Regions from separate parts of the Homo sapiens genome. Here all the other regions are linked to region 2. Evidence: chromatin loops called from intact Hi-C (ENCODE). Cell type or tissue: dorsolateral prefrontal cortex. All regions are shown on one strand. Links, peaks and the distances in the headings refer to the core of each region. The heading gives the core; the rest is flanking DNA. Region 1 has its middle 48 kb from the start of SLC9A9. Region 2 overlaps SLC9A9 (solute carrier family 9 member A9). Region 3 has its middle 20 kb from the start of DIPK2A.

Region 1 (11,051 bases), core at 3,028-8,027, 120 kb before region 2:
CTTGTATTCTAAACAGTAACCTGAGGGATGCACTCTGGATGACCCAAGACTTAAGCACTAGGAAGACACCCTCTGTTTCTTGCTTTCTGGGGTTAGTTCATGAAAGTAGCTACAGCAGAGGGAACAATGACCAGGTGATGAATAGCCTGATAATCTACAAGCCATTGCTTAATTTCCCACTGGATTAGTCTGGCCCTTCTCCCTATTATCTCTAAAATTCTAATCTCTAGCATCCTTTTAGTGAGAGCATCTCTTAGAAATTTGAGAATCCTCTTGTTTCTATGGAGAAACTCAGTATGACATGAGCATGTTCAAAGAGAAGACAGTTCTTTGAAGAATATTTTATTGATGAGGGTTTTTTTCCCCCTTAAGAGACATGAAAGGTTTGGTCTGAGAAACCCAAGTATTAGACAGAATCATTTATACCTTGGGATTCCCAGGAACCAAAGTGTATGCAAAGTCACAATACTCAGAAGGGCAATTTATTTATATTATATGTCAATTAGTAATATGCAGATGTCCTAAAATTGGTTGTGGTTATATATTGCAATAATTTCTAATCCATTACTCATAAAATGACTAATGAAATTACAAAATACAGCAACAGATCTGATTCCTCTGAGTCACTCTGCTCCTATTCTTGCTCATTTGCTATTTTTTCTCTACACACACACACACATACAAACACACTTTCAGCAATTCAGTCACTCAAAGCTGCAGCAGTTTAGAGATCAAAGTTTCTACATTTCCAGTTTGAAGTTTCCTTAAATAATTAAACCTAATCTAAAACTCACTTAATGTTTCATGAATCTTATTTGCATTCTTCAGCTACATTCTACCTGGTTCATTAAGTGGGGGATGATGGTGAAGAAAAGTGCTTGGGGGTTGATGCCTAGATAGTATAAGAAATAAACCAACAAGCCAAATTAAAGATAATGTTAATTTGTAACCATTGTTCAGTTAGTTGGATTTAGTTATTGTGATTCCAAAATGTATGCAACTGAATATAGGGCCAACCTTAGGGTTCCTGGTATGCTGCTTTGACTGATCATGTTTTGGGCTGTGATGTCAGTTTACTTTCCTGAGCCTGAAGGGAAATATTCAAAATGTGAGCAAGTTAGGCAAGTTACGTTACTTCTCAGAACTTCAGTTTCCCCATGTGCTAGTTTCTTAGCTTTCAAGTCTATAGTGAGAATTAAAGATAATAGGTATCTGGCCGGGTGTGGTGGCTCACACCTGTAATCCCAGCACTTTGGGAGGCTGAGGCGGGCAGATCATCTGAGGTCAGGAGTTCGAGACTAGCCTGGCCAACATCGTGAAACCACGTCTCTACTAAAAATACAAAAATTAGCCGGGTGTGGTGGTGCACACTCATAGTCCCAGCTACTCAGGAGGTGAGGTGGAAGAATCGCTTGGACCCAGAAGGTGGAGGTTGTAGTGAGCTGAGATCGCACCACTGCATTCCAGCCTGGGTGACAGAGCAAGACTCCCTCTCGGTGGAGGGTGGGGGAGGAAGATAATAGGTATCAAGTACTTAATGTAGTGCCTGGTACATAATAGGAAGTTGTTATTGTTATTAACAGTAATAACAGAGGGGCTCTTGTTCTATGATAAGAAAAAGAAACTAGTTTTGTAGCACAATTAGAATAATTAGAATAATAACCACAAACTACTTTTCATATCACTCTACAGGCAACATCGTTTTGCTTGAAATTCTCTAGGAATCATTAAACAATTCCAGAATGTTTACATCTTCAATTTTCTGGAAAAGTATGCCCTGAGAATATAGAATATTGACACTTTTTAAAAAAAATATTGTAGTGCCTCACATCTGCTCCAATAAATTAATGTTATCTTGATTGACACCTTTGGTGGAGGCAAATGTAGGAGCCAATGAATAAATTGACCCGATAACACATCGTTAGCAAAATTCTGTGTTTTTATATCTTTTACTTTAACACACTTTGAAACATGTCAAGTTTGTATTCCTCCTTTCTGGTTGTGCATGGTCAGTTACTGACCTTCATCTGGCACTTTGTATAATAGAACATGTGTCACTAAAAAGGTCTTTATATGTTAGTCCTGAGCAAGCTTTGATGCTGTGGCTGCTCCCTTTCTTCATGTGAGTGGCGCAAATGGGAGGACCAGTGTGAATGATTGCAAGCTGTCTAACTTAACAATCTAGGGAGGTAACACAATTGCAACAAAAGAAACATTTTGTACAGCTTTTCTTGGGTGAGTTATAGTATCTATAAAGATGGAAATAGTTACATATTTCTTTATATTTTTGAGACTAAAAAAGCTGTAACAACAACAAAAAGGATCACAAAAATGCAATAAATGTGTCCATTGGTGTGTTTTTTGTTGTTGTTTTTTTTTGTTTTTGTTTTTGTTTTTTGTTTTTTGAAACGGAGTTTCACTGTTGTTGCCTAGGATGGACTGTGTTGGGGTGGTCTCGGCTCACCACAACCTCCGCCTCCTGCGTTCAAGCAATTCTCCTGCCTCAGCCTCCCGGGTAGCTGGGATTACAGGCATATGCCACCAAGCCCGGCTAATTTTGTATTTTAGTCGAGATGGGGTTTCTCCATGTTGGTCAGGCTGGTCTTGAACTCCCGACCTCAGGTGATACGCCCACCTCGACCTCCCAAAGTGCTGGGATTACAGGCATGAGCCACCGCGCCTGGCCAAATGTGTCCATTTTTATCACCTGGTTCATCTAGTATTCAAAGACAAAAGACTGACAATGCACATCGCAATATTCTGTGATTCTCTTACTTGGGTATATTCCCAGAAATTGATGTCTTTAAAATCAAAAGCACTTAGGAGGTATTGATGTTAAATAATATTAGGGTGTCATGTTAGTCACTTTGTGCTGTCATAAATACCATAGAATAGGTGGCTTAAACAACAGAAACGTATTTCCTCATACTTTTGAAGCCTGGGAAATCCAAGACCAAGATGCCGTCTGATTCGGTTCCTAGTTAGGGTTTTCTTCCTGGCTTGCAGGTGGCTGCTTTCTTGCAGTGCCCTCTTTTTTGTTTCACTTTTATGTTAGTTTCAGGGGTACATGTGCAAACTGGTTCTACAAATAAATCATGTGCTGTGGGGGGCTGGTGTACACATTATCTTGTCACACAGGTAATAAGCATAGTACCCAATAGGTAGTTTTTCCATCCTCCTGCCCTCTACTCTCAAGTAGGCCTAGATGTGTATTGCTCCCTTCTTTGTGTCCGTGTGTACTCAGTATTTAGCTCCCACTTATAACTGAAAACATGTGTCCTCTTATAAGGCCACGAAGCCTATCAGATTAGAACCCTACCCTAATGGCTTCATCTAACCTTAATTGCTTCCTAAAAGCCCTATCTTCAAAAACAGTCACATTGAGGGTTAAGGCTTAAACATATGAATTTTGGGAGGACACAATTCAGCCCATAGCAAACATATTTTTAATACCAAAGAATTAATAGATTAGGAATAGAGGGCAAGCAAAGTCAGGGAAGAAGAGGAATTTTACATGGTGTGAAGAGTAAATATTTGTGTCTCTGTTTTTTAGTTACTGAAGAATGAGCTGCCCTTAAGTTTACGGACTTAAGTTTTAGTACTAGGAACAACCATTAAATAAGAAGCATTTCCTGGCAAGCTGTCCCACAGAAAGGTGTGAACTAGCATCCTTCTCACAAGTTTCCACAGAATTCTTGGCTAACTGGCATTGTTATAGCAACCAGAGTGTCAATGGAAGCAGTCATGGCCTTCGTAATCAAGTATCACTATGGCAACAGGAGCCTCTGGGAAGTAAAAGAAAAAAAAAATCTTAAACTGTCAACTGGAATCAAAGACGTTTGAAAAGGAAAAAAGGCGGAGGCTGAAATGAACATGAGGCTAGAGCAAGGGCCAGAGCAAAGAGAAATGATTGTACAGAAGCTGAACAAACAAGAGAGAAGGGAAACAATAAGCAAAACAGAGGGCAGAGACGTGGCTCGCATTAAGAAAGAGCAAGGCAGGAAGAAACGCAGAAACATAAGATAGTCAAAGCCATGTTCAAATGAGAAGATTCATAATGTTTACCAATTTTAATAGCCCAGGGTCAGATAAGCATGGAATGTTAAAGTCTATGTTGAAACTCTCTAGTATGCTAATAGAAGTATTGAAGAGATCTTTAGAATGAGGCCACGAGATAGTAAGAAAGGGGAAAACCATTTGTGGAGTGCTTTTGGCATAGCATCCTGCTGACTAGGAATTCTTGTAATATTTGGTGTTCAAAGGTACCACATTTGAATGTGAGTCTTCCTTTATTGGACAGTGTAATTGCTTCAGACAAGGGCACATTGCCATTTGGTCCATTACAAATATATGTTTTCTTCATTAAAGGATCTTAATGGATTTTTTTCCATGAAACAATTAAGGGAATTACTCTAATACTATTAAAAAGTACGTGGCAATGTCATTTGGAATAAAACATCTTCAATTGATATTTTCTATATTTTATTATCAGACAGGACTGAAGGTTTTTATGGCCCAATATTAACTTTTTGGGAAGGGAAAATATATTTTTTATAAAAGATGCCACTAAAATGTCAATACTTCATTTGTAGAATTAAGAAATGATTTTCATAAGTAAGACATTAAAAAAGGAATGAAAATAGAAATTATAGGTGCAGTCATAAATAGTCAAGAGAAAAATAACACAAGTTTGAGATTAAAACATAGAAATAAAACCAGCAGTCTGGGTGCTTTGCAGAAATCTGGTCCCACAGATTCTAATAGGATTTTTTTTTTTTAGACGGAGTCTCGCTCTGTCGCCCAGGCTGGAGTGCAGTGGCGCGATCTCTGCTGACTGCTAGCTCCGCCTCTTGGGTTCACGCCATTCTCCTGCCTCAGCCTCCCGAGTAGCTGGGACTACAGGCGGCCGCCACCATGCCCAGACAATTTTTTTGTTTGTTTGTTTTTCTGTTTTGTATTTTCAGTAGAGACGGGGTTTCACCGTGTTAGCTAGGATGGTCTCGGTCTCCTGACCTCGTGATCCGCCTGCCTCGGCTTCCCAAAGCGCTGGGATTACAGGCATGAGCCACACTGCACCCGGCCTATAATAGGATTTTTTTTTTAAAAAAATGACAGGCATTTCTTTCACGGTATTTTGGGTGTGATTTGCTAAAATGGCAAGGGGTGGTTTGTGGTCATTGTTTCTTCAGCTAAGAATAAGTCCACTGGTTGACAGCCAGGATGAGGAAACCTCTTTAGGAAGGCCCAAGTATTCAGGCGGAGGCCCTGCTGACATGCCTTCATCAGAAGTACAGACCAAGTCACAGATCACATCACAGAACCATCATCTATCTGACCTTTGGGATCCATCCCATAAGCTTGGGTGCCAACAATGACTGCCTCTTTCTGAGAGTTCATGATTCAAAAACCAATACAAACCTTTTTACTGGATAATCCTCAGTTTAAAATATGGGTTTTTAAAAAATATTGCAGCTATGTTTTTGAATTTTTTTCTATTTCTCTACAAACATACACACCAAGCATCATTTGTAAAATATGTATAAAATTCAATGAAATACATAAATGACCAAAATTCTAAATGTTCTAGATACATGAGAAGTGAAATAAAAAATCAAAGAAACATGATTAGGAGTAAAATTAGGAATTGTACCCTTAAAAACAAGCTTTTTAAAAGCATAATGTGTAAACATAAAAGTACCTAAATTATAAATTTGCTACTTGTTGAATTATCACATAGGGAACACACATGTTTAATCACCTCCCAGATCATAATATGAAACTTAATGTCTTTTCAGTGATTTTCTAATAATATAAGAAAAGAGTTTGACATATTTTGCAGTCACATTCATTTACATTGTAAGATGGATAAGCAAAATAAAAAATATTGCACTGTGACTGTTAAGAATTTTTTGTACCATGTGCAAAGAGAGACCCCTGCTGGAACTTTTTTTTTTTTTTTTTAATTAGAATGTCTAAACCAACTCAGATGAACTGTATTGTTAAAGAAATGCACAGGTACACCTGAACTTAAAAGTTAAAAAAAAAAAAAAAACACAAAAGAGAAATAGCGATGACTCTGCAAGCTGTAAGATAAAATTTCTGAATACATTTTACCCCAAGACAAAGGAATTTTTTTTTTTTTTTTTTTTTGAGATGGAATCTCGCTCTGTGGCCCAGGCTGGAGTGCAGTGGCACGATCTCGGCTCACTGCAAGCTCCGCCTCCCGAGTTCACGCCATTCTCCTGCCTCAGCCTCCCGAGTAGCTGGGACTATAGGCGCCCGCCGCCACGCCCAGCTAATTTTTGTCTTTTTAGTAGAGTTTCACCGTGTTAGCCAGGATGATCTCAATCTCCTGACCTCGTGATCCGCCCGCCTCGGCCTCCCAAAGTGCTGGGATTACTACAGGCGTGAGCCACCGCGCCCGGCCGACAGAGGAAATTTTTAACCTCTCCACAAGAAAATTTCCACAGCAGGGGAGATTTTGGGGTTTTCTTTGATATGTTTTTCTCTGCTTATTTTCTTTTGATCTCCAAGCTTGAGTAACAATAGGTTCTAGCTGTTATCTGCCTGTCTTGACATATCTGCGGAGGTGGTAATTGACCCCAAAGTGAAAACCAGAGGTTCACAGTCAGATGGATCCATATCACTTACACTTTCTCTACTATGTGACTTGATTTATTCCAAAGTTCAGTACTGCATATTCGCTCTTTACTGGGATTTTCCTGGTGATATATTGGGAGTGTGTGGATGTAAAGGATGGAAACTGGATTTCCAGTCAGTCTCTTGTGGTGAGGTGGGCCAGTGAAGACAACAAGCAAGAGAATCTGGAATTGGAGCAATAAATGCATGGGTGTTGTCCTGCCTGAAGTGGAAAGGTAAAGGCTGGAACAATTCCCTGTCCCAACTCCCAAGCCCTTGTGAAGGTTTTGAGGGTTCCTTAGGCAGAAAATGTGGCATGCCCAGAGGGATTCAGGTGCATAAGACATGGAAATGATAAAACTTTTAGAACCTGAACTGCTCTAATTTTACCTAAAGCTCCCCACAAACCCCACTCCATGCATAGCTTCTCTATGTTTCCTCTCTCAGAAAAATACTACAAAAAAGCCCTCCGCTCCCCACAAACCCAGGATGTTACCATATTCACATCTCCTTCTGCTTCACTTGGACCACCAGTCATCAAATTCTGTTGATCCCCAATTCTTAACATGTTCCGTATCCATTTATTTCGGCTTCTGAAATGCTCTGGGGCTGCTCCGTGAAGTTGTAATTTTTCACCTGGACCACCATGACAGTCTAGGAATTGGTGCCTTGACCTTATCAATTCTTCAAATAGCAGGGATAAAATCATAGCTCTCTTATGATTCAAATATTTCATCTCAGTTCTTTTGAGGTCAAAACTTCTTGGTACAACATAAAAGGCCCGTTCTGATCTGGAAACATCTTAGGGTTTTCGTTCTATCTCTTGGTAGACACTTCCCCACCTTTCTATACTCAGACATTCCTAGCTGCTTGGGGTTTTCTGACAATATCTGCATATGCTCTTCTAACAGGAATACCCTTTGCCTGTTATTTACCATGCCAACTGCTTGTAACTTCCTCCGTTTTGAAGCTTTTATAATCCTTTGCTTCCAACCCGTTGAAAAGAACCATTTCCTCATGCTACAACTATAACCTGTACATACTTGTATGGTCACCCCTTTGCCAGTTTCTTGAACCTATTTATCTACCTGCTGCTTTCTCCAAGCTGGAAGGTAATCTGGGCCACACCTGCTTCTGACTGATATTCTTAGTGCTTAGCCCAGGGTCTGGCCCTAAAAGGAGCTCCTTAAATACTGGTTAAATATGTAGTAAGAGGCTTCAAGGACTGAACCCCAGTGATTCTGAAGGAGTGACTGCTAGAGATGTAGACAATTATTTGTTGTTTTAGCTAAGAAGTAGCCTAAATTTAATTTTGTGAAAAATATATTAATGGCCCTTTTGTTAAGCAAAGGTAAAGACAAATTAAATTTCAGAATGTCCAAGCCAGGACACAAAAAAGCTAAGCTGAGCTACATTAGCAAGTGCAGTAGAGTCTCTTCATTTTTGTCAGAGTGGCATTTTTGCAGAGATTATCATGGCATTCAAGGGGCATCACGCTAGAGATAGGTTGGGATAAGGATATAATGTTCCCCTCCCTTGTGACATGGTCAAAGACACTTACAGCTACAGGCAGTAAGCTGATCTCTAAAACATGTCATCCCCTTGGGCTAAAGAGACAAATGGGCAGCAGACCTGACCAAGGGAAGGAAAGAGTTGAAATATAAAGATATTTGCTTTTTCCTTTCCTATATTTTTATTTCCCTCTGTAAGCTCCAAGCCTTCAGTTGCATTAAGCACTCTAGCTGGTTTCAGTTGAGCTTTGGGGAAATATGTGAATAACATTGTCTACTCTCAGGACAAAGCAGCTTAGGAGCAGTCAGGGCATCTCATGATGTCCACTCATCTGGGCTGAAGGAGTGACAAAAAGAGCTCTTTCTACCTCTTACAACATCCTTATAAGAACTAGGAAACGTGCCCATTCTTCTTCAAAGGTAACTCTTTACTTGCCTCTGCCAGGAAATGGATTTGGTATATTAATTTGTTAAAACAAAACCCTTAACTCCCATCTGCCAGAAAACTGTTACAATAAATCTATGATGTCTATAATGAAAATGATGCCCCTTATATGTGGTGCCCTTGTGCATTACAGAATCTGCATAGCCAGACACAGCATCTGTGTTAATGAGAGAGACAAAATGCAAAACATTAACACGTCCTGAAGATCCTGAGTACTATTTGAGAGTGAGCCTGCTAATCATGGCAGGTGAGGGCTGACCAAGAACATTATCACTTCTGTTTACCTGAATGAATGATATCTTTAAACAATTGCATAATGTGTACATTTTCCCCAGACTAGGCTGCAAAATAGTCTGCTATAGCTATAGTTCAGGGCATCTACAATTACAGGAAAATCCCCTTTGAAGCCAGTCCAAGACCTTTCCCCAGATACTTCTTTACAAAAGAAAGGCCGAGATGTCTAGTCACTTTGTTCAAATCCAAAGAATTGGATTCCTGCTGGTTCTGACTTAATCTTTCTCTACTTAAAAGATGTAAAATATCCAGCATTTTCTGTTTATATCTGAAACTATCCCCTCTTACTTTGCAGGAAGCAAAGAACTGGAATGCTAAACCACACAAGGGACCAGTGTGAGGGCTAAGTGTGACAGTTGGCTGGTTGGCCTGTGGACTGTGAAATGCAAAAGAGAATTAAATTTTGCATTCTGGGATGGGGATGCTAGGAAGAATGGGGCAATATGGGACATGTGGTCTAATGGGAAACGTGGGAAAAACAAGCACACCAGAACAAAGGGTCTATAACAGATGAAGACTGACTTGGCAGGGTTAGGAGATGGAAGTGGAGGAAATACCCTGGGGTGACACGGCATAGAGGGCGACACTCTACCCAGAGAAACCCAGGAGCAGGAAGAGAGCTGCTAAGGCCAAGTGGGTTCGGAGGGAACATTTGTCACCATTGTGCCTGTTCAAAATCCAAACACTGTTCTTACTTGAGGTTAATCCAAATAGACGAGAGGCAGGACTCCGCCTCTCATCATAGCATCATAAGTGAGGCAGATGTTCCTTTTCCCAGTTCCCTGGCAGCAAGGATGTGGGATGTAGCCCAGTATCAGCCAACTGACTGCTCCAGCCCAGAAGTTTAAAATTTAGGGGTGTCATGCTAACTTAGCACAGGTTCCCTAGGAAACAAAGCCTGGGCAAAAAAGCTCAGATGCCATGTTTTTATCGAGGAGGTGCAATTCCAAGGAAGCAAAAGTGAGAGGGAAAAGGAAAGTGAGACAGAGGGAAGAAAAGGGAAGGAAAGGGGAGAAGGAAAATACAAAGTGATGCACCATTAGGCTACCCACAGCTCTCAAGAAGACACAACTTGCTGGCTTAGTTATGTGAGACGGTCCCTATCGAGAGCATGGAAACTGTCTTAGGGGCAGCTTCTGGGCAAGGCTCTGTGTATCTATAAACAGGTTGGACTAGCCCTCAAGCTGCTTTGGCTTTTTGACAAAGAAGCCATAGTGACAAGACATTGACCATGCAAAACCCAACCCCATCCAAGGGGGGTGCCTGATCTCCTACTTCACAGGTGAAGTGGGAGATTGATAAAATAAAAGATATGATAATGTTTGCAGTGGAGCTTTTCACACCATGAGCCATCTCTCTTGAACTGCCTGCCTGGAAAGCCAGGCACGTGGCACAAGCCTGAAGGTATGAGGGTTCAGCGGCTCTGAGTTGGTGCAGAAATAGGGTCTGGTACTAACAGATAGTCACGGAAACCAAGGAAGATTTTTAAGCACACATCTGGTATTCCAGGGTGACCATGCCAGCAGTGACATTGTAACAATTGCCCCCATAGCTAGGGGAAGATGGAAATGAGTGTTTATTTTTTAGTTCTCCATGGACTCTGTAAACTACTGGTCTTCTTTCCAATAAACCAGCTTTCAGCTTAAGTAACTAGAATAGAATTGATCACTTTCATAGCCCATTATCCTTTGGCTTGCAAAATGCAATAATACTCTTTGCTTGCTTTGGATGAGGTTCTGTGTGAGAACATTTATGTATATATAGGGGCTTGTGACAGACAAAAAAAAATTTTTACGGCTCCAGAATAAATCATCAGTGAAAACGTTTGAAAATTATTTCAAAATTTTAAAACACTGGGAAAAATGTGTTTTGCTGTTTTGTTCATTACAGAGTATGAACAAAGAAGCTAGCATTTGCTGGGGGTTACTCAATGTACCATGTGCTTTATGTATGTTATTTCATTTAAACCTCAGAACAACATATGCAATAGGCATTAAAAAGAGACACCACAGAGAGTTTCAACAGAGCCAGGACGGTACAAATACAATTAATAGCCATTTCTTGGAAATCTAAACATCTGTGTTTTGTAACACCCTATCCCTCCTACATCTTTATTCATATTTTTTGTTGGTATCTTTGAATTCCTCATTGTATTTAATACA
Region 2 (11,051 bases), core at 2,376-7,375:
TACCAGATATTTCCTATGACCCTATTGCTCCAACACTGGATGAAAATTGAAGATTCTCAGTCCCTCTCTGAATCTAGGACTCTGTCCACTTGGCCAGTTTTCGTGGCAGCATCTTGGTTGACCAGTCATCCCCAACACTGTAGAAGGCAGACACTAGACAGCCATTGGGAAACTTTCCCTCTGATTAGCATCATATGGTGGCTCCCTTTCCAATCCCTTAGAATATGTGTTATGAGGACAATGCTTTCTTAACTCCCCATGTTTAGCCTTATATCTTCCATTTTGCAGAATGAATATTAGCCCTCTTGAGGTTTGTTTTTCCTCTTTTGGTGTCCAAACTACATTATAAACAAATCAATGATTGCGTAAAAACTTTTAATGAGTGATCCTTTTGTATCATCAATCCCCAATTGACAGTGATTCAATAATTCTATTTCTGAAGCTAATTTTCTCCATGGTTATGATCATAATATCTTCATTATTTTTTTGGTTGCATGTAATGTGCCAACGTCTTCTTCCCTCCAAATACTAACCACCACGTCATCACCTTTTACTAATTGGGCTATCTGGTCTTACATGCTATTTGTTTCAGGTCTACTTATGTGTCTAGTTTTTCCTATTGATTTTTTATAATTTGGCATCCCTTCACTGGGCTCTTCCCTATCCAGGCAAATATCTGTCTTCCAACATATGTAGATAAATTGCTTACATGATTGTGAAGGTGTTACTTTTAATTTGCAGCAAAAAGGTATCTATTCTAGGTTACAAACTTAAGGCTTCTACAGAAATCAATAACCTGATTATTTTACAGGTTATCCACTGAGCTCCACAGGGTTAAATACAATTACAGCATTATCCCAGCACAGAGAAATCGAGAGTGTAGGAAAAGGTAAACATTATCCTCAAAAGTACAAAGTAAATGGAGACTCATTTGCAAGAATGTGAGTGTTTATTGTGGATGGCACATGCTTTAGAAAATAATTTCACTTCAAGACCTTACTGCATACATAGGACGTCTACTCTAATGTTAGAAATATGGGCAAAATATAATAGTTTCATAGTTCTTTGCCCTCTTCACAATGTGTTTTCACATAGCTCACCATATTTGCATTTCACAACTATGTGGGATAGGCAGGGGCAGGAATTATCATACTTTATGCATTTTAAAACTGAGGATTAGGCCGAGTGTGGTGGCTCACACTTGTAATCCCAGCACTTTGGGAGGCCGAAGTGGATGGATCACCTGAGGTCAGAAGTTCAAGAGCAGCCTGGCCAACATGGTGAAACCCCGACTGTACTAAAAATACAAAAATTGGCGAGGCATGTGGTGCATACTTGTAATCCCAGCTACTCCAGAGGCTGAGGCAGGAGGATTGCTTGAACCCAGGAGGAGGAGGTTGCAGTGAGCCGAGATTGTGCCACTTCACGCCAGCCTGGGCAACAAAACAAAACTCCATCTCAAAAAACAAACAAACAAAAAACCCAAAAAACTGAGGATTAAAGAAGTTAAATTACTTTTTCAAATACTATTAGTTAATGTTTGTCAAATGGAAAAGAATATCATTTATTCTAATTCTTAGATCTCTGCAAATGCTTTTCATACTTAGTTAAGAGGCCTACCCTCCCTTGAAACTGACTGTCCTATTAATCATTCAAAACAACAGTAAAGTTTGAGACTTATGATAGATGTGATAAATAATAACAGTATAATATATGAATTTTTAAACATAGATTATTTCAATTGCCCATTAATCCAGCTGGGATACAAAGCTTCCCCATAAGACATCCCGGAGCAAGATCCAGAAATTATTATAAATCCAGTGAAATTGTTTAGGACACTAGAGGTATAAATTCATGTCATTGAAAGAATCTAACATTGGTAATAGCACTCTGTTCACAGAAGTTTGGAGAATTGAATGTGGGTAATCTCTAGAGAAAATTACATACACAGAGCATGCAAGTCAACCAGCATTAACTCACTCAATTGCAGCCCAAATTATACTTTTCAGGAGCTGGGTCTCTAATCTTTTCTTAGACTCAACTGATCTATTACTTCTATTGGTGTGCAGTTTAGCTTGGTTACTTCCAATGAATAACTTTTTGTAAGGAAATTGGTTTTCCTCTTGGAAAAAAAGGTACATAAATCTCCCCGAAGGTTTTTCTCTTTTTCCTTCTAAATTTAACTAATTTTCTATATATCTGATTAGGAAAATACAGCTACTTATAAAGATATTTTTTTACATGGTTTCCAGATGATTTCTAACCCTCCTTTTTTTTCTTCCTCCTTGCCTTCTAGTTGTATGAGATTACAAGGGATGTACTTAGGCACTGATACACAGTTCTGAAAACCGTCTTTGCTTTCATTGCCCCTGTATTAAAGAATTCCAGTATTCGCCATAGTGAAATTGCTGTGCGATATTTGTTTTAAAATTCCAAAAACTAAATGGGACTTCAGTTAAATCTTGAGTAGTTAATAGCTATTTAGATAGTTGAAGCATATTTTGAGTAGTGTTAATACACTTCAGACAATTTAGTTAGGAGCATACATCAAAGTTTTGTTACAGTCTTGCCATAAAGGGAAAAAGGCCATTAGTACAATCTTACTGATAGTGTTGTCTGTAGACCAGTGCTGATCTGTGAGCTCGGTGCTCCCAGATTGGGAGGAATAAGTACAAAACCTGAGAATAAGCATTTAAAAACATACACAGTGATTGAAATCATTCAGTGTCTGTTAAATTTAATAATAAAAGATTTGGATTTATATCCTGTAATGAAAAAGTGCCATTGATTCAGCATCTTTTTTTTTTTTTTTGCATTTTATAAAAGTATCAGTGACGGGCCGGGCGTGGTGGCTCATGCCTGTAATCCCAGCAGTTTGGGAGGCCAAGGCGGGTGGATCATGAGGTCAGAAGTTCAAGACCAGCCTGACCAACATGGTGAAACCCCGTCTCTACTAAAAATACAAAAATTAGCCAGGTGTGGTGGCATGTGCCTGTAATCCCAGGTATTTAGGAGGCTAAGACAGGAGAATTGCTTGAACCCGGGAGGCTGAGGTTGCAGTGAGCAGAGATCACACCACTGCACTCCAGCCTGGGTGACAGAGCGAGACTCTGCCTCAAAAAAAAAAAAAAAAGTATCAGTGACAATAGTTTGGAAGTAATAATACTAATTAATAAACTAATTAATGCCTCTTCACCACAGAGAGTTTGAGAAACAGTGCTGAGGGAGGCCAATTCAAAGATTTTCTCATGGTAGGTGCATTTCATTTAGAAAAAAGAATAGTTAGAAAATCATTTTTATGTTATAGCTTTAAAAAGTTTGAAGTTCACTAGATAGATCACTAGGTAGATAAATAGTTCACTAGAAAATAGTTTCTCAGAACAAATCTTAATTCTATGCAAGTTAATCAGAAAACTACTTAAACATTTTTAAGGAATGGCATTTTTTTCTCTAGAAGGGAGTTTTTCATAAAAGGATTCTGACTCAGATAAACTTTGATCAAAATTTTATTTTACTGGAGTCAGGCAGAAGAGAGAGTTTGATACTTAGAATTTGGTTTACCTCCATTCCTCCTGTCTTAAGCTTTCCATGTGGACTAAGTTTATTTGAGGCAGCTGATCTTCGAGTAACTCTGATTGTCCAGTTTTAAATAAAAATGGCTATTTTTCAGGAAGAGCCCAGTAAAACGGGGTTTCATTCATAATCTCTGTGATGGGTACTCCAACACCAGACTGGTATTTCTGAGAGAGAATGGGGTCAGAGAAGAGGCCACAAAATGCCCTTTAGTGACCCTATTTGTTCTCCCTAAGATCCAAATTAACATATCTTTCGTCAGATAGATACTCAGCTCCCAAATGTAAGTTATTTGCCCCCACAAAAGATAATTTTTATATTGAGAATATATTGTACCATTCCCCTAATTGAATTCATGAAATTGTTGTGATAGGAAGTGTTCACAATTTATAATCTTTTAAAAATAACTATATGTAGGAATACATTCTCCTCCATCAAAACAATATTCCAACCATGATTATATGTGAAATACATTCATGTCAAAGGGGAAATAAAATATTGCTTTAGAACATTACTTATGGTTGAAAAGATTCTGTTCTAGTAAAATAACCTGCCTTTATAGAGTTTCCTTGATTTTTAAATTAATATCTAATCATATTTGAGTCTTTTTCATTTTATTAATTTCAATTTTAGTCATTTTCTCCAATTAGACAATTTATAAAAATCCTTCTCTATACAGTTATAAAAATAGCTTTTATTTTGAATGGCATATTGCCCACTCTCTCACTTTCAAAAAAAGGAGGAAAGAATATCACAAATTATATTTCTCAGAATGAAAGTGTTGATTTTATAGTGCATTAGAGTTTGTTTTCATAACCTGCTTTGCTCTTTAGATTTAATATTTTCTCACTAGTTTATAACTCCACTGTATCAGTCCATTAAATCACTAACAAGAACATCACAGTACTGGGGGTAAATGCCCTTAATAAGATTTGATTTGAATAGATGAAGGAAAAATTCTATCGTTGGCCCAAAGTTTAAGAGTACTGTTAATAATGACCTTTCTATCTATTCCTTTCTCAGAGTAGGAATAGTACATAGTTTGCTATTATATGTATTAAAATCTTGCCAAACTGCCAATATTTTAAATAAACACATATTTGGAGAAAGTAGAAAACAATCATAAATTAGGCCAGAAAATTGTGGTATTTTAGATATAAATATATACTTTTAAATTTTGAGGGTAATATATTTTATTTAGAACATGATAAAGATAAGAACACGTACATTTCTTCAATGTCCCAAGGATTTGCATATAAGCCAGATTCATAGCACAGAACAAATTGGTAAAATTATCCCAGTGCTTTTTAACCACTAACACCCACGTAGAGTTGAAGCTAGATTTTAACGGTGCTTAAAGGCACCACGGTGTGTTATTGTAAGTTTAAATTTCAAGATTGTTTCAAAGTTAAAATCTCTTTGCCTATTGGAAAGAAAAGTTGGAACTTTAAAAAAAGGTCTGTTCCAATAAGCAGATGTGAAAAGCCATTTTGGTAAAATTATTTGCGGATTTCAGAGTCAAGCACACCCTAAACATGTGAAGAATGAAGTGTGGATTATATTAAAATGGATGTTAAACAGGAGGGGGCAAGTGTCACCACCTAGGAAGCTAAAGTTCCGTTCCAAAATCAACAGAATGAAACAATTATACCCGGTAAATGGTACACGGTACACCAGCTGCAGCTCAGCAGCCATTGGCTTTGATATTATGCCCTCTGGTGGGAAAATTTATAAATCACAATTTTAACAGTTAAACTGACTCAGTAAGACTGTTGTTTCTCATGTCAGGGCTATATGGCTTTATGTATAATCAAACTTCAATCTAAGGGAAAGTACATGACAATTTCTCCAGACAGAGTTGACTTAGGTATTAACTAATGTAACCTCTTAATTTTTCCTGGAGATAATAAATGAGTAATGAGGCATGAAAGAAGTAAACTATTTATTATTCAGTTCTCCAGTGTCCCAGGTAAGGTATTAATTACTGAATACCTACTAAGTGCCAAACACTATATAAGCATTGGTTCATTTAATCTCATCAATTCTGATTTCAGTCTAATCCTTTTCCTCTTCATTTTCTGTTAATTTAAGGTTTTCCCAGGGCTAAAATTCTATCTTTGGTCTACTGATACTTGCATATTCAGGCTTTAAGTATGTGGTTTTTGATCCCCTTAGAGAGGGGGTTCTAATCTAACTGATCTCAGCAGGTACGGTTCTCTCTAGTGTTAGGCTTGAGACCTGGAGTCCATTACAAAAATCAGCAGTGGGATTGGGAAATCCAACTCCAGGCTACCTATTCCTATGCCAGGTGAAGACAAAGGTTCGTGGTGGAGCACTACTGTGGGATTAGAGAAGCCAGAAAAGCTGAGGAGAAAATGAACGGAGGAGGCAACCGAGCAGTTGAGGCGAAGCAGACAGGGTCCCAAAGGGGCAGGGGAGCGCACTGGGTCATTTTCACCCAGCTGTGGTGTGGGCTTGTAGAGATAGTGCCAGGTCAATTTGAAAGGTTCCAAATAGGCCAATGAATATATGTATAATATAAAACTTTTTAGAATTGAAAGATATTACAATGTATAGTTCAACTTTTGATTCTCCAACATCATCTTACTTTTTTCCTTGTTATAAGTTATAGTATATGATACACATAATAACGTAAGAGCTAACACTTCCAGGCTACTCTGTCTTATGCTCTAAGCACTCTGCATATACAAATCCAGTCAGTCCTCACACGCACCCTAAGAAGTGGGCAGTGTTGTTGCCTTTAATTTACCTATGAGGAGACTGAAGCCCAGAAGGAGTAAGTGCCATCCCAAACATCACATGGCAAATGGGAAGAGCTGGGATTTGAACCCAAGCCGTCTGGCTTCAACCTGTGTCCCTAAACAGTACTCAGTGCCGGTATGAAGTTAGGTAGCATAATAATAAATCAAACTCCTGGAAAGCCCTGACTCAACTTCAAAAATAAAATATATCACTGGGCCCAGTAAAGGCGCTCCCACACACCTTTCCCAGACATCCCTTTTAGTTGAGTCAAGTCCCGAAAGGTGACGTGGTTGGCCTGTAGTTATTATATCTTGCTGAGTTTAAAATCCAACTGTTCAATTATATGGATGCTACGTAGTAGCATAAGTACATAAATAGATGTTTACTAGTTCACTGATTATTTATTGAGGGCAATAAAATAGAATTTTGCCTTATATGCATTTTTGGCTTTTTGTTTTAAATTATCCCCTTATTTGATGTTAAATAAACACATCTGTTATTGCATTTGCATTTGAAAAACTTTTAGGCTGTAATAGTCACTCATTAACTAATGAACTAATTAATTCACCAACATTTGTAAAACCCCTACTGAGTGGCAATCACCATGCTAGAGACAGGGATGCAATGAACCTCACACTGGAAATGGCTTGTACCACTCATGAGACCTAATGGTTAATGTTTCAGGAACTTTGTGAACAAGCCATCAAACACAACCATTGTTAAAAATTAGGGCCAGGTGTGGTGGCTTATGCCTATAATCCCAGAACTTTGGGAGGCCGAGGTGGGCAGATCACCTGAAGTCAGGAGTTCGAGACCAGCCTGACCAGCATGGTGAAACCCCGTCTCTACTAAACATACAAAATTAGCTGGGCATGGTGGAGCATGCCTTTAATCTCAGCTACTTGGGAGGCTGAGGCAGGAGAATTGCTTGAACCCAGGGGGCAGAGGTTGCAGTGAGCCAAGATCGCGCCATTGCACTCCAGCCTGGGCAACAAAAGCAAAACCCCATTTCAAAAAAAAAAAAAGAAAAAGTAAAAATTAGATTACATAAACATACCAACATATAAATTATATTAAAAACAAAGTTAACAAATACTAAAAACTCATAGCTTCCCAATTTTTTTCTATATTTTATTATTAATCATGCTCTTGAGGTTGTGTACATGTATTGTAGCTATATGGTGGAAATGCAACTTAAGAATGTGCTACTGAACATCTCTTCCCAACTCCATGTCCAGAGACCTCATTGCTAGCTTGAAATTGGCCATTGTGTGAGTACTTACTCCATGGACATTTACAAATGCTACAAATCAGGGCTTTTCCCCCCAAAAAGCCACTTATTAAACGTTTAGCACCACAACACTAGTTACAGTGAAGATTAATATACAACCTCTAGCAAAATACAATTATTGATCTAATGGGACCAGTAATTTGAACAATGCATACATCAAAAAAAATGTTTTAAAGGCTGAACAAAACTATCAACTCCACCATGATTTCCAACAATGATCTTCTGTATAGAATTTTGCATCTCATTCAGTTCAGCTCTGATTTTGGTTATTTCTTTTCTCCTGTGTCCAACCATGACCACTTAAAGTTTCATCCTTAACATAGTTAAAATCAACCCAATTTCCATGTTTTCTAAAGTTGTCAGTGTTCTCTGAAATCTGCAGATGGAAATGGAGAGCTGATATGACGCTTCTGAAATTGGCATCATCCAGGTGGGACTTTTGGGCAGTAGCGTCTATAACGTTTCCAATCACAGCTCTGTGACCTGTTTTTCACAAACCGGACTTGGGGCAACCACTCAGCTTATTAATCAGCACCTCACAATAGCTGTCATGTCTCTTCTTTAAGGTGAAAAGGCATCTGCGGTATTTATCTAAGAGTGTTTAAGTGCTATGGTAGTGGCTACAGTTCCTTCCCGGACCAGCTTGTGCTTCATCTAGGCAGAGAAAATTCTCAGAAACATCCATGGAGTCTCTGGGCTTCCATGATGAATTACACATGATTTAACCTGGAATTTGAGGCACTTCTAACTAGAACCTTCCTTCCCAAATATCTGTACTTGAATACATTTTAATCCTCAAGCCTGAGTGTACTAGAACAAATTTTTTTACTTTTTTCTGTAACTAAAATTATTTTCTGTTTTGATGCTTTACTATGCTGGGTAACTGAAACTAAGTCTCTTTCCCTGGGACCGTGTCCAATTCCTGGAGGCCTTGGAGCACGAAGGTGTCACAGACAGAGCCCTCTGCTCTTGGTTGTTAGTTGGGTACGCTGATTCACAGAGGTGATATACTCTGGATTTCAAGCATGTGTCCACACACTTCACTTCTACACCCTTGCTTGTCCTGGCAGCAAAGTAGCACCAGGGATGCCAGCAGGCTGGGGCATGTCTGTGCCACTCTCAGGCAGTGGGAAGCATTCTGCTCACCCCCCTCCCATTGTCCAATACACACACACACACACACACACACACACACACACATTCTGGGGATGCTCTGAGGCTGTCTTGGACTCATCTGCCCAGCCGCAGCTCAGCAGACCCTCTGACCGTCCTGAGCATTTCCTCCTCTGTCCTCCTGCTCAACCTGGAGGAGACCTGGAAAGGGGACTTCTTCTTCTTCTCCATCCCCTCAAGAATGAGATGTGGTCCCTTCTCCACCCCCTGGGAAATGAGACAAGGAGGTGAAGTCCTCTGCTTCCTGCCTCCAGGTAATGACAAGAGGAGAAAAGAGCCTGGGAGGGCTCCATTCCTTTCCCAGCAAGAAAGGTGACGAGGGACAACAGCAGGAGCACGGAGGAAATCATGTCTTATTAACCAAGTGTACTCCAAATTCCAGTAAAATTCCCAGATATAATTAAGGTGTTTCCTGCAGTTTAAATGACAAGTTAGGCTGAAAGAGGACAGTTAAATGTAGAGAATAAATCCCCATTCAGCGTCTTTAGCTGTACTTGAGCTTGAGATTCTAACCTTTCTCCCATGGCACCTTCTCTCTGTGACTTCAGAGTGTGTGTCTATGTGTGGGTGTGTGTGACTAACAAGATATTATTAATCTGGAAAGGCAGGCTTCATCTAATCTAAGCACTCCATCACCTTCCTTCTTCGGTTAACATCATACACTATACACAGTTGAATCATGATCTTGCCCAAAATGTCACAAAAAGAAAATAAATATCACAATGAATAACTGCATCTTAAAGAGTTGGCACTCAGTGAACATCGGTTCTATTTAGAGAACACTCTCCTCCCTGTTCCCTGCAGATGGTCCCATCAGCCTACAATTCAGGCCCATTAGGAAGCCCCCTTGCTTCTTCGTATTACTGTGTGCTCTGAATCAAGGCTCCAAGTAGAACACTACAGGGGAGGCATTTTCCCTCCTACAAACCTTTTAATCTCACCTTTGTCATTTGGATAGGTAGAAAATAATCTCTCATTGTAGTTTTTACTTACATTTCTCTTACTGTAAGGCTGAGCATCTTTTTTTTTTATTTTACTTTAAGTTCCAGGATACATGAATGTGCATGTTTGTTACATAGGTATACTGTGCCATGGTGGTTTGCTGCACCTTTCAACCTGTCATCTAGGTTTCTTTAAACTTGTTTAGGAGCTATTTGTATTTCCTTTTGGTGCATGGCCTTTTCCATATCTTTTGTCTTTTTGTGCTTTACCTATTAGGTTGCAGGAGCTCATCTTACGTCTATGAGTTTAGTCTTTTGTCATGAGAGTTGCAAATATATTTCCTGGTTTGTCATTTGTTTATGGAGAGTTTTTTTCAGTGATATTTTCTTTCATATAACTGACATTATCGAGCCTTTGTTTTGCAGGGTTTAGATCTTTCTCAGAAAGGCTTCTCCCAGTCTGAATCAAAATTAAACATCTTCCTCTTGTTTTCCTCAAGTACTTATCTGTCCGTTTGTTTATGTTTGGATTATTTGATCTGTCTCCAATTTCTGGTAGGATAGTTGTGATGTAAGGCTCTAACCTTACCCTCCCCCAGACTCCTCCCAACACAAGATTGTTACCCAGATATTCTTTTAGGAATACTTGTTGAATAATCCATCCCTTACCCACTGGTTTGAAATACCATCTCTGCTGTATACCATCTTCACACATTTATTTTGGTCCATTAGTGAAAGTTATATTCTATTTTATAGATTGTCTTTCTTTTTTTAAGCACTAGTACCTTACTATCTTAATTATTGTGCCTGTAAAATATGTTTTAATATCGATAGGAATATTGCTATTTTCTCTTCCTTTTTTCCAAGAATTTTTCTGCCTATTCTTGCTTGTTTATTTTCAGTATTCAGTTAGGATTTACCTGTTCAATCTTTCACCCAGATCATCTAGAACTAGGTGTTTTCATTGGGATTGCATTACATTCTAGATTAACTTGTGGAGAATTCATATATTTATGAGGTTGAGTCCTCCTATTCAAGAAATATGAAATGGTATAAGCAATTTATTATGAATGATAAAGTATCAACATGAGAGAATTAGTCATATTTTTAATATAGTTAGAATAAATTTCAGGCTATTTATAAGCACTCATACTTATTGCATTCAGATACACGTCTCTTGAATAAGAGAAAAAGTAACCACAGTTGCAGTTAGCTCCCTAGGGATTCCACACAACCCTTGGCCTATTTTATCTCTGCACTAAGGGAGTGTATTCTGCATGTAAACATCATCCATCCTTGAGTCACACTGA
Region 3 (11,051 bases), core at 2,985-7,984, 180 kb before region 2:
AGTCAGCCCAATCATTTGATGATAATTTCATTCCAATCTTGTCCCTTTGGACAATTTCTTTTTCAATACTGTGTACTGGCTCTTGACAAAGGGTTATTGTTTCTTGTTCTTCTGGATAAAAACACAGCTAATCTTTGCATCCTCATGGTATTTTAATTATAAACTGGTTGCTAACTCCTGGTTACCACTTTCTGTTACTAAATATATCTCACTTGTTTCTTGAAACCACTTTTGACATAGTTGTTTTTTTTTTTAATAAAATGGGGTTTTGTGGTTTTTCTCTTAAACATCTAAAGAATTTGTGGCTGTGGCATTTATATATATATATTTTTTTCAGATTGGTTGTTGTAACTAGTGATAAAGTGCTGAATTATATCGATGTATTAAAATGTGCCCTAAGCAGTTAAATAACACCACATTTTAGATTTCAAAATTCTATTGAACTGCTCTAAAATCTCAGACTTAACCAAATCACTGTTGACAAAATGATGGATGTTATACTTCTTTAAGAGTTTCCTTATGGGATTATTTAAAATTCTCCCTGCCTCCTCCCCCATCTGTCTGGAGTGCCTGTACTACCTTGACCCAAATCAAATATTGTTTTAGGAGTTTGGGTAACATAATGACCTCCTTTGTCTTTTAGGCCTGTGGCTCTGGTAAAGTTTGAAAGTACCTTATTGGATGTTAAAGCATCCCTTGTTACACTTGTAACACTGGCTCATATTCTCCAGGTTTATGTGTCTATATAATTCTCTATCTAGAATCACCCTATTGTTCTCTTAAAATGGAAAAAATGTGCTTTATTGTGGAGAGCATAAACATTTTTTTACTTAAACATTGTACTATCTGATTCATATTTACTTTTCTGCCCCTCCTAACGTCTTCTGGAAGACAGGAGACATAGCCCCTTATCCAACAAATCCCCACAAACAGTAAATCTTCCTAAACAAATACTATGCCTTGTTTACATCTGGGGAGTTTATTGAAATAGTATCTACATTCATTTCCTAGGCTGGCTTAATAAAATATCACAAACTAGGTGCCTTTAAAAAATTACCCAGAAATCTATTTTCTCAGAGTTTTGGAGACACCTAAAACCAAGGTGTTGGCAGGCCTCCACTCTCTTTCTGAAACTTGTTGGGAAATCCTCTCTTACCTCTTCCTAGCTTTTGGTGATTTGTCAGCAATCTTTGGCATTCTTTGGCTTGTAGATGCATCACTCCAGTTGTCTGTGTCTTCACGTGGTTCTCTCCTTGTGTCTCCTGTTAGAAGCATTCCTCCCTTTGAAACTCAAAACTCTGGACCAGCAAAGCATAAGGTGCAGAAATGTTATGCTTTTAATGTGTCCCTTCCAAAATTCAGCCATTGCCAAGTGATAGTATTAGGTGGTGGGGTCTTTAAGAGGTAATTGGGCGATGAGGGCTCCTCCCTCATAAATAGGATTAGGTGCCTGTGTGAAAGAGCTTGAAGAAGGGAGTTTGTCCCTCTTGCTCTTCCACCTTCTGCTATGTCAGAACACAGTGTTCCTCCCCTCCAGAAAATGCAGCAACATGGTGTCATCATGAAAACAGAAAGCAGCCCTTACCAGACAACTGAACCTGCCCGTGCGCTGATCTTGGACTTCTCAGCTTCCAGAACTGTGAGATATAAATATCTATTCTTTGTAAATTACCCAGTCAGTAGTATTCTGCTACAGCAACACAAATGGTCTACTGCAGAAAGGGAAGCAAAAATTTTGCTAGTGTATCACTAGAAGTAACTGGTGCCACTCCCCTGTTCTCTAGGAGGGTATTTATATCTAAATCTGTCCAATACATGGTGTCTTTTTCTTCCATAGCCAGGATTCACAGTTCCAGGAAACAAGGGGTAGAAATAGGAATTAATGCTATTGCTGTTTAATGCAACTGTTTCCATATTCTAAATGTTGACCAACAATAGAGTTTTGCTGACTATTTAAAATTAACTCTCATAAAAAAAACCTGTCAGCCATAAATATATCATAGTTACTAATATAAATATATAATTTGGTTGTTAACACTTGAATTTAAAGGAGACTTGAGTTGCAGTTTATTTGTGCCTTATTGGATGTCTTTACAGTTATTTTATTTCTCCCATCAGTCAGTGGAAAACAAAACTTAAAACTTTTTGTAAGTTTCCTAACAGATTTAGTCTGTCCACCTCAAATACATATGTTATGTCTCCATGAGAGAGGAAAAAAGGATAAAACAAACCACATTAACAGCTCAAAAATAAATAATAAACATCATCAGAGAAACAAGTACAAAAAAGAAAACAGGTAAGACTTTTAGACTTCATGCCCTTTAGTTTAAAATACTTTCCACAAATGTGTCCTAGTGAGGGTAGCATCATTGCCATTTGCCATGAGTTCTTGAGTATGAGATACATGACATTTACTAAAAGAATAGGGATAGTATTCCTTGATTTATTGTATTTTTCTTTCATATATAATGTTGTTGTTTATAAAATACCTTTACAAGAGTATTTCGCTTATCAACACAGGAGACTTTTGAGATAGATTGCCTTTTTTACAAATAAGGAAGTTGAGGTTCAGGGCAGTTAAACAATTTGTCTTCAATCACACAACAGTTTAGTGGCAAATTTGAAAATTAAAGTTCTGGTTTTTTCTACTATAACTCAGCTTTTCAACAATTTTACAAACTGAATATCCTCTTGTGACTATTATAATAGAATGTACTTGATGTATTAAAATTCTCCGTGGAAGCTATCAAAAATAATGCTAACTTTATTAACTAATTTTTAAAATACAATAGCATAAAAATAAATTTTTATTCATAATTTACTTACTAAAAATACTTTTGGATTGTTTGAAAATTAAAATACAGGATAAAACCATTTTAAGAGAAAACACAGTTATAGCTGAAAATGATCATTTCTTTGTCATAAGAAGACCTTTCTCATTATAGTCTAAAAAGACCTCATGCATCATCCAATATACTTTTCATGGTTGCTTTACACGTGCCTGCCAAGAACATTTTAAAATTTGTAGGGGGCAAGTTTTCTCTTAGGTACATTTTCTGTAGTAAATAATTGTAATTACATTATCAAGTGCTAGTATAATTTAGAGGTCACAGGTATAACTCCTAGAGAAGGTAATTCACTGTGAAAGGAAATGACTGCCCCACTTTGTTTAAAAACAGTCCAATATGTTAAACTTGAGGGGAAAAAAACCACTCCTCTCAGTATAGCTGATGATCTAAATTTATTTCTGCAGCCCTGACTGCTTCTGTGAACTCCAGATGTACATATCTGCCAAATGGTCCCGCCCACTAGGATGATCATTAGGCACCTTTAATTTAACATAGCCCTACTAGAACTTATGTGTCAGCTTGTTATCTCCATCTTGGAAGATGGATAAAATTAAAACATTCTTATTTCTTCTTTCCTTCACATCCACATTCAGCCTATCAGCAAGTACTGCTGGACACTTTCAAAGTCTATTCTAAGTCCAGACACTTGTTGAAACCTTGACTGCTACCACCCTAATCCAAGTTACTGTTATCTCTCACCTGACCTATTGAAGTTGTCTCCTAAATGCCTGTCTGCTTTTACCCAACCATTACCTATCACTCAGTCTCTAGATGGAAGCCAGAGTGATATATTTATTATGTAAATTGGAACATACCTGTTACTCCACAGCCCAAAACTTTTGAATGGTTTCCCATCACATCTGGAATATGGCTCAATGTCCTTACCTTGGCCTAAGGGCCTACATACCATTCTGGCTTCATCTTATACTGCTGTCCCCTTAACACTGGCCTAGTCATGCTGTCCTTCCAACTCTTACTAGGAACACACCAAGCTGGCTCAAGTCTCAAGGCTTTTCCACTTGCTATTTCTTTCACCTGTCTCCAGAGATGTTTGCATGATTCAGTTCTTCACCTCATTCATGTATCTGTCAAATGTCCTCTATGAAGCTTTTTTCTGATTGCTTTATTTAAATTGCAATGCTCTCCACCACTCAATTCCTTTTTACCCCTTTATTCATTTTTTTCCTTGCAAGTATTTATTTTCTGTTTTCATATGAATTGTCCCTCCTACAGGAATAGGAGCTTTGTCTTTTTCATGGCTCCATCCCCAGTGCCTGGTACAGTGCCCAGTGCTTAGATAGAAATAAACATTTTTGAGTAAATGGATGAATGCATTTATTTAAATAATTCGTAGTTCTAAAATTGAGGCAAAATGGTTTAATTTTAAAATGTGTAATGCTAGCTTAATAAAGAGTTATTTTGCTTTGGAAAAATTTCAATCAGCTAAAATTGTAAGCCAATTTGCTTCTCTGAAAAGAGTCGATCTGCTCAGTGAAACAAGCATTAATTGGCACATCTGGTGGCAGGTGCAGGCATTGCAAAGATAAGGCCTAAGAAAACCTAATTTGTCTTCATCTACAGCAAGCAGCTTGCAACTGGGGCCACACATTATAATCACCTGGGGAGGTTATAAAATTCTGATGAGTAGGCAAAACTCGAGAACAAGTAATTCAGAATATTTGAGGGATCCAATTGGGACATCATTAACTTTTTTTTTTTTAAGTTTCCCAACTGATTACAATAGATTGAGAATACTGAGATTACAAGATTGAGAATCACGGATGTGTTCTATGAGGTATGGGGTTTGTGGAAAACTATTCCTGATGCTAACACCAGTATGGAAGGTATTCAAATACCTGTTAAATGAATTAATGAGTGAGTGAATGAATGTAAAAAGTGTTGATGGCCAGTTGACCTCATGAGCACTATCTGAAAAACCATTCAAAGACATTAGCCTACTGATGCGGTTGCCAGATTTAGCAAATAAAAATACAAGACTCCCAGGTAAATCTGGAATTTAAATAAACAAGGAACTCTCTTTAGTAACATATATCTCAAATATTTCATGGGACATACTTATACTAAAAACGATACTATTTGTCTGTGATTAAAATTTGACTGGACATTCTGTATTTTATCTGGCAACTCCACATACTGATGAGGGAACAGTTAAGGTTCTCTTCCAAAAATCAGCATGTTATTATAAATTTTAAACAATATACTGAGGTGTATTGTAGAAGTATTAATTTATTCTCTTCTATCTTCAACAATACAAAGCTACTATAAAAACAGTCTATGCTTAGGAATAAATTTAATTTTGCCTTTTAAAGCTTTTAATGTAGTAATCATAAAAATGAGTTCTTTGTGCATTATAAATTTTCCAGATTAATTTGGAATTTAAATTCTTCAGAATCTGGTTTTGAATTGTCAAATCTAACACCCTAGAATGGCAAAAAAAAAAGAAGGAAAATTCAGTGTTTTTAAGACCTATGAAATCCACTCTCAACATGACCTCTGAATCAGGAACTGCATTATTGATACTATATCTTCAATTCTCATTACGCTCCTAGGCAATGTGAGAAAGACAGGAATCCCTCAGACTATAGAACTTTACCTTAGTTATTTTAGGCTCATTATACTGACCTACTAAAACATTCTCATGGTAATAATGAATAAGATCTGACTGTAATGCTGGAAAAACAAAACTATTGGAACAAATCAGTTGAATAATTAATAATGCAATCAGAAGCCTCAGGATACTGCTTTTTTCTTAAAGGACCCAAAAAGTTTCAATCAATCCTTTGCAAATGCCTGGTAAACATCTATCCACCACCAGGTGGCATGCTCACATGTTCAGAAATTCTCCAATGAGTGGGTGACACAAAGGGTCAATTATGGTACATCATGAGTATAGAAAGAATGGAATCATGAGAATGCAAAACAAAAAAGAAGGACTAGTCCTTAACTATTTGCACTTCTAGCATTTTCTTTCCAGGTTGCAAGGTATGGACTAGTCTTATGCTTCCTGCAGAATTTGCAAAGTGGCTTGCTTAGAATGGGTCAACAAGTATTTGATTTTATTTGAACACTGTATTTTATTGTTAGAAGACATTTTCTTCAAAACTTGTTCAAATGTAATAAAAACCAAAGTTCTTCAGCAGTTTCCCTGTTATATGTAATTTGTTTGCAGAAATTTTAGCAGCCATGCAAATGAACAAAAAATCAGAAGAGAAAAAAATGTCTATTCAAATAGAAATTCTAATCCATCTATTCCATAATATCGACTCTTTGGGTAAAGGCAGTCAGGCAAGCTATATATTTTCTGCATATCACTTGGGCTGACAATCTGCAGTGAGGTTACAAGAACACAGGAACTCAAACTGATTTTTCTGACATTAAGTACATCTGGCATCATGTTCTTTCATAAACATTACTACACCTTACTTTTTCAGCGCTTGAAAATTGACAAGGCCCATAATAGCTTTGGGGTTTGTCAGTTCCCAGCAGCACATACTATTTAAAATGTTTGATGTGAATGCAAACATAACTTTGGAATAAAAAATTTCAAATTTTGTTCCTTGAAGGCTTAGGGAAGTGGATCCAGGGCTGGAGTGTTTAGTTATATTTTGACTTTTAGAAGTTGTCTTCATATCTACTTTGCAATTCAGTACCAAGTTGGATGCTCTCAACTCTAGAGATTATACTTAAAATTATTTGGTTCCCTAAATATGTTTGTCAAATTTCAGACATATACTTCACTGTGGTTTTTAGTGCATTGATTTTTATTTAAGTAATACCTATGGCAATAGCAATAATAATAATACCTACGCCTTGCTGAGGCAGTATAGTAAAAGTTAAAGGCAAAGGCCCTGGGAATTTGTCTTCCTGGATTCTGATCCTAGTTCTGCCTCTTACTAGCTGTGTAACGTTGACAGACTATTTAACCTCTTTAAATCTTAATTTTCTCATTTGTAAACTGGAGTTGATAATAACATCTACCTCCTGGCACTGCACACTATATGAGAAAATATGTACAATTTCCCTTACCCCAGCATGTAGTAGGCACTAGATGATCAGTGGCTGCTCTTTGTAAACTGGAAGTTAACACTTCAACTAACTCATCTGTGAATTAGATATAATAACAGTAAAGTATATGACACTGAGCTTAGTGGCTGGCACATAGTCGATAAATAAGAGCTATTATTTCATTATTCTTTTTCAGGCACTATACATACCACGTCTCCAAGAAAAGTATTATCCAATATTATCTCCATTTTATTCGGTGGAAATTTAGGTTCAGACAAGCTAGAAAGTAGTTGGACCAACAGTCAAGCCTCCAGTTGGGTCCAAAGTCCCAGATCCTTTCAAGATAATCTATTTGGCTCTAATGATATGTTGAACCAAACACCATTCTGAAATTAAGAGAACTGACATTGAAGGACCAAGAAATATGTTTTATTTCAACTTAAGTACTCGGAACACTTCTCATACCACTTGGTTGATACTCTACTATATAATAAATGAAAAATACATTGTTCATTCTGAGTTTTGAGACCTTGTGTAAAACATCACAACCATTTCTTCTATCATTCACATAATTAAAATGCAAAGATTGCGTCACCAAAGAAAGAAAAGAAAAAAGATAATATCAAATTCTTTAAATTTTCCAAAATCTCTGACAGAGTTGTATACTTGTTTGTACCTCTTGGTGCACTTTAAAAGTGCAAGAAAGCTTACATTTTAAATTAGAAATATTTTTTACAAAGATGATACTTGAAATTATTATTTCTACCTCTAAGGCTTTGTTTTTAGGTAAAGTGTTTACAAAATGCACCTGCCTAAATATAAATGATTTAATCAGGTGGTGTTCTATATGTCTGGGGAAACATCCAGATGTTTGTGGTCTTAAAAAAAGATATTTTCAAAACAAACACTTTATTTTGCCACTTTTCAGCTGCATGTGCTAGCCTCACTATTACAAACTTAACAATAATTTGATTTTTAGTGTAAAATAATCTGAATTGTTTCACAGAGCAAATCCAGTTCAAAAAATATAAACTTTAAGTCACTTTGAAAACATTCTGGTAAATTAGAATGGAACAAAAACGAAAGTCTGTCTAAACCAGGGGTTAGCAATCATTTTCTGTCAAAGACAAGACAGCAAATATTTTAGACTTTGTAGGACACATGGTCATTCTTGAAACTACTCAACTTTACCTTTGTAGAGTAGACAGGTGTGGCTGGATGCCAATAAAACTTCATTTACAAAAGCAAGCAGCCAGTCATAAGCTGCATTTGTTTGGCCCAGTATAAAATACTGAAGATACCAGACACACTTTATTTTGGGTAATAAGTAAACATTTGCCATAATCTATAAGGGAGAGAAAATTTCAAAATGGTGGCATCAATCACAATCTAATTGACTTTGAAGACATGCTGCTTATGCTTCATTTGCTCCTTCCTCCCTACTCTTCCTTTTTTACTCCCCACTGTCTCCTGGAAGGCTGACCTTAACAGACTGTATCATCCTTGAGTTTTGGTTGGCATCAGTAGGAGATGAGAAGCCAGGAGGATAGAGAAACTTCAAATTTGAGGATGCCTTATCCAGACACAGATTCTTCACTGCTTGCCAAAACTGGACTGCTGTCTCCTAAGGGAATCTTGTACTGTGCACAAACCTTTCTCCTCTCTTCCAAACTAAAACTTATTGCTTCTCCATCTATTTCTCCAGGACAAGTTGCCTGCTGATTCTCATTTAGAAAACATCTGATAAGTCTACTGTTAACTAATCCTCAGGGTAGAACTTTCTTTTTTTAGGAGCCTTCAAGAAATGCCTTAAAAAGTAAGGAAAGAATTTATAAAGGTGGTACATAAAGCTGTTCTGCAGAAAGTGAGGGCAGAAGAGCCATTCTGGAGACTCTTACCATGGAGATAATTGTCCTTAAAGTCAACCTTGATGCTGTCAGTGAACCAAGATTTGGGGCACGATTTTGTTTTATTCCCTTACCAAACAGCATTATAGCTTCAAAAATAAGTGGTATAATGTCTGCTCATGTTTGATAATACTTTAGTGTTCTAGAGAAATTTTAAAATTTCTCTGGATTCTCAGGTGTTACATTACCCATGATATAATTGAGAAATTATAAAATGGAACTCAGGTGTAGTGATTTTGTTTCATGTTTTCTTAAAGGCAATTACAGACGTTACTGGTTTGACTAGCTGTGTGTCTACAAAGACTGCTTTTGAAAAAAATATATTTTAAAATTATGTTAATGAGCCATTTGGACTTCTTCCTGAAGTTTGCTTCTTAGAACACTAATTCTGAGTCTCTGTAGAAGATCTTGGACATATAGCCTGCTCTGAAAAGATCACAACGCACAGGAGCAGATTAAATGCCCTGGAAAGAATTGCAGTAGCCTATTGACTTTCCTCACTAAATACTTTCAAGTTTACTTGCCCAAGAAATCTTGATTTGAATGTGATATTAACATTCCATGGAAGTTTCTTTGGTATATGATGTGATATGGTTTGGCTGTGTCCCTACCCAGATCTCACCTTGAATTGTAATAATCCCCATGTGTCAAGGATGGGGCCAGGTGGAGATAATTGAATCATGGGGGCAGTTTCCCCCATACTATTCTCATGGTAGTGAATAAGTCTCACGAGATCTGGTGGTTTTATAAATGGGAGTTCCGCTGCACAAGCCCTCTTGCCTGCCACCATGTAAGATGTGACTTTGCTCCTCATTCGCCTTCTGCCTTGATTTTGAGGACTCCCCAGCCATGTGGAACTGTGAGTCAGCTAAACCTCTTTTCTTTATAAATTACCCAGTCTCAGATATGTCTTTATTAGCAGCATGACAACAGACTAATACATGCTGGCATAAGGTATTAAGATGTTAGATTTTGATCACTAGCAAAAAAGTCACTATTTCACTCAATTTTTTGGCATTTATCAATTGATTTGAATATGGATACTTGTTACTTTAAATGTTTGTCTTTGAAAAGATTTATAAGGAAACAATAATAATAAGACATTCTCCAAAATGTCTGTAAACACAGCCTTGGCCTAACCTTAAGTGTTAGGGCTGCTAAAGTCAGGTCACCAATACTGCTTGACAATAAGTACTTCCTACCCGTGTCCAACACCAGACTCGGGTATCACCACTGGGAAGCTTTTTGAATCCATTACCTAGTGACTTGCTACCTCCTTTGTGTTTCCCTTATTGCAACGCTTAATGGTAGTGTTTAAAGTTAGTGATTTACTTTTCCAATTGCATTCCTACTACACTATAAAATCTGAAGGCAGACGATAATCATCTTTTTGTTTCTAATGTTGAACACAGTACTTGCTTTTAGTAGATGCTTAATAAAGTGAATTATTCTGCAAATTCTATAGAAATAATTTCTAATCTCACTAGACATTTGAGTGGTGGTGTTCTGGAACTGGCGTGTACCAGATCATGAGAGCAGGTTTTTAAAATTTAAGGAATTTTGTAAGCCAGTTGATTTCACATTAGTACCTTGATGTTGCGCCATGATAAAAGTATTTACATTACAGAAATTGGCAAAAGATACAAGACTTTTCTTTTTCCTAGTGCATCAGTTGTTAAACATTTACCAGCATACCACTATATGTGATTATCACATATATAGTATGCATATATTTTCTATATAATATATATTATGTATTCTCTTATTTTTTCATTAGATAATTTAATAATGAAATAATGTTTAAGTGTTTTACATTTTTAGAAAATAAGTGGTCTAGTCTCCTCATTTAGATTGCAAAGTCTCTGGGGAAAAGGCTGATACTTTTATTTTAATTGCCTCAGTGCCTAGGAATTTATAGACACACAATAATTGTATGTGAAGGGGTTGACATCTTAAATAGTCTCTGTGTTTTGAGCAGCGGGTGCTGATGGAGAGTCAAAAAAAAAAAGTGAAAAATGCAACAAAGTGTTTTGAGTTGACTCCCAACACTGAATTTATACCAGAACTTATAAAGATAAGATTATATTATATATAATATAAAGATTATACCATGTATTACTTTTCTCTTCTACTATTATATTCTCAAACTTTCTATATATTGAAACAGTTGTGTGAAAATCAGTGACATAAACATAGCCACAAAATTATAAATTCTGAGATATAGGATTTTGTTATAGTTGGACTAAAAAGATATACTTTTAGTGCCAAA

Evidence for each region. Peaks named below come from ENCODE experiments on the same cell type or tissue, not always from the same donor. Only the 100,000 strongest peaks of a DNase experiment are listed, where the experiment ranks them.
Region 1: a loop joins it to region 2, with 2.5 times the contacts of the local background. A loop is called at or near these places in 12 of 110 quality-filtered maps.
Region 3: a loop joins it to region 2, with 5 times the contacts of the local background. A loop is called at or near these places in 80 of 110 quality-filtered maps.

What each region holds. Positions count from the first base shown.
Region 1 is chr3:143,890,875-143,901,925 of GRCh38, reverse strand. No RefSeq gene overlaps it. Among named protein-coding and RNA genes, the nearest start is that of SLC9A9, 48 kb to the right of the region's middle. In dorsolateral prefrontal cortex, for the core only: a CTCF peak has its summit at 5,919 (motif pointing left); no DNase peak of the experiment used is centred there; H3K4me3 peaks cover 700 bases; H3K27ac peaks cover 530 bases.
Region 2 is chr3:143,769,799-143,780,849 of GRCh38, reverse strand. All of the region lies in intron 4 of SLC9A9 (solute carrier family 9 member A9), which reads left to right. Among named protein-coding and RNA genes, the nearest start is that of SLC9A9, 73 kb to the left of the region's middle. In dorsolateral prefrontal cortex, for the core only: CTCF peaks have their summits at 5,077 and 5,280 (motif pointing left); a DNase peak (open chromatin) is centred at 5,262; H3K4me3 peaks cover 523 bases; H3K27ac peaks cover 556 bases.
Region 3 is chr3:143,946,205-143,957,255 of GRCh38, reverse strand. No RefSeq gene overlaps it. Among named protein-coding and RNA genes, the nearest start is that of DIPK2A, 20 kb to the left of the region's middle. In dorsolateral prefrontal cortex, for the core only: CTCF peaks have their summits at 5,479 and 5,685 (motif pointing right); a DNase peak (open chromatin) is centred at 5,695.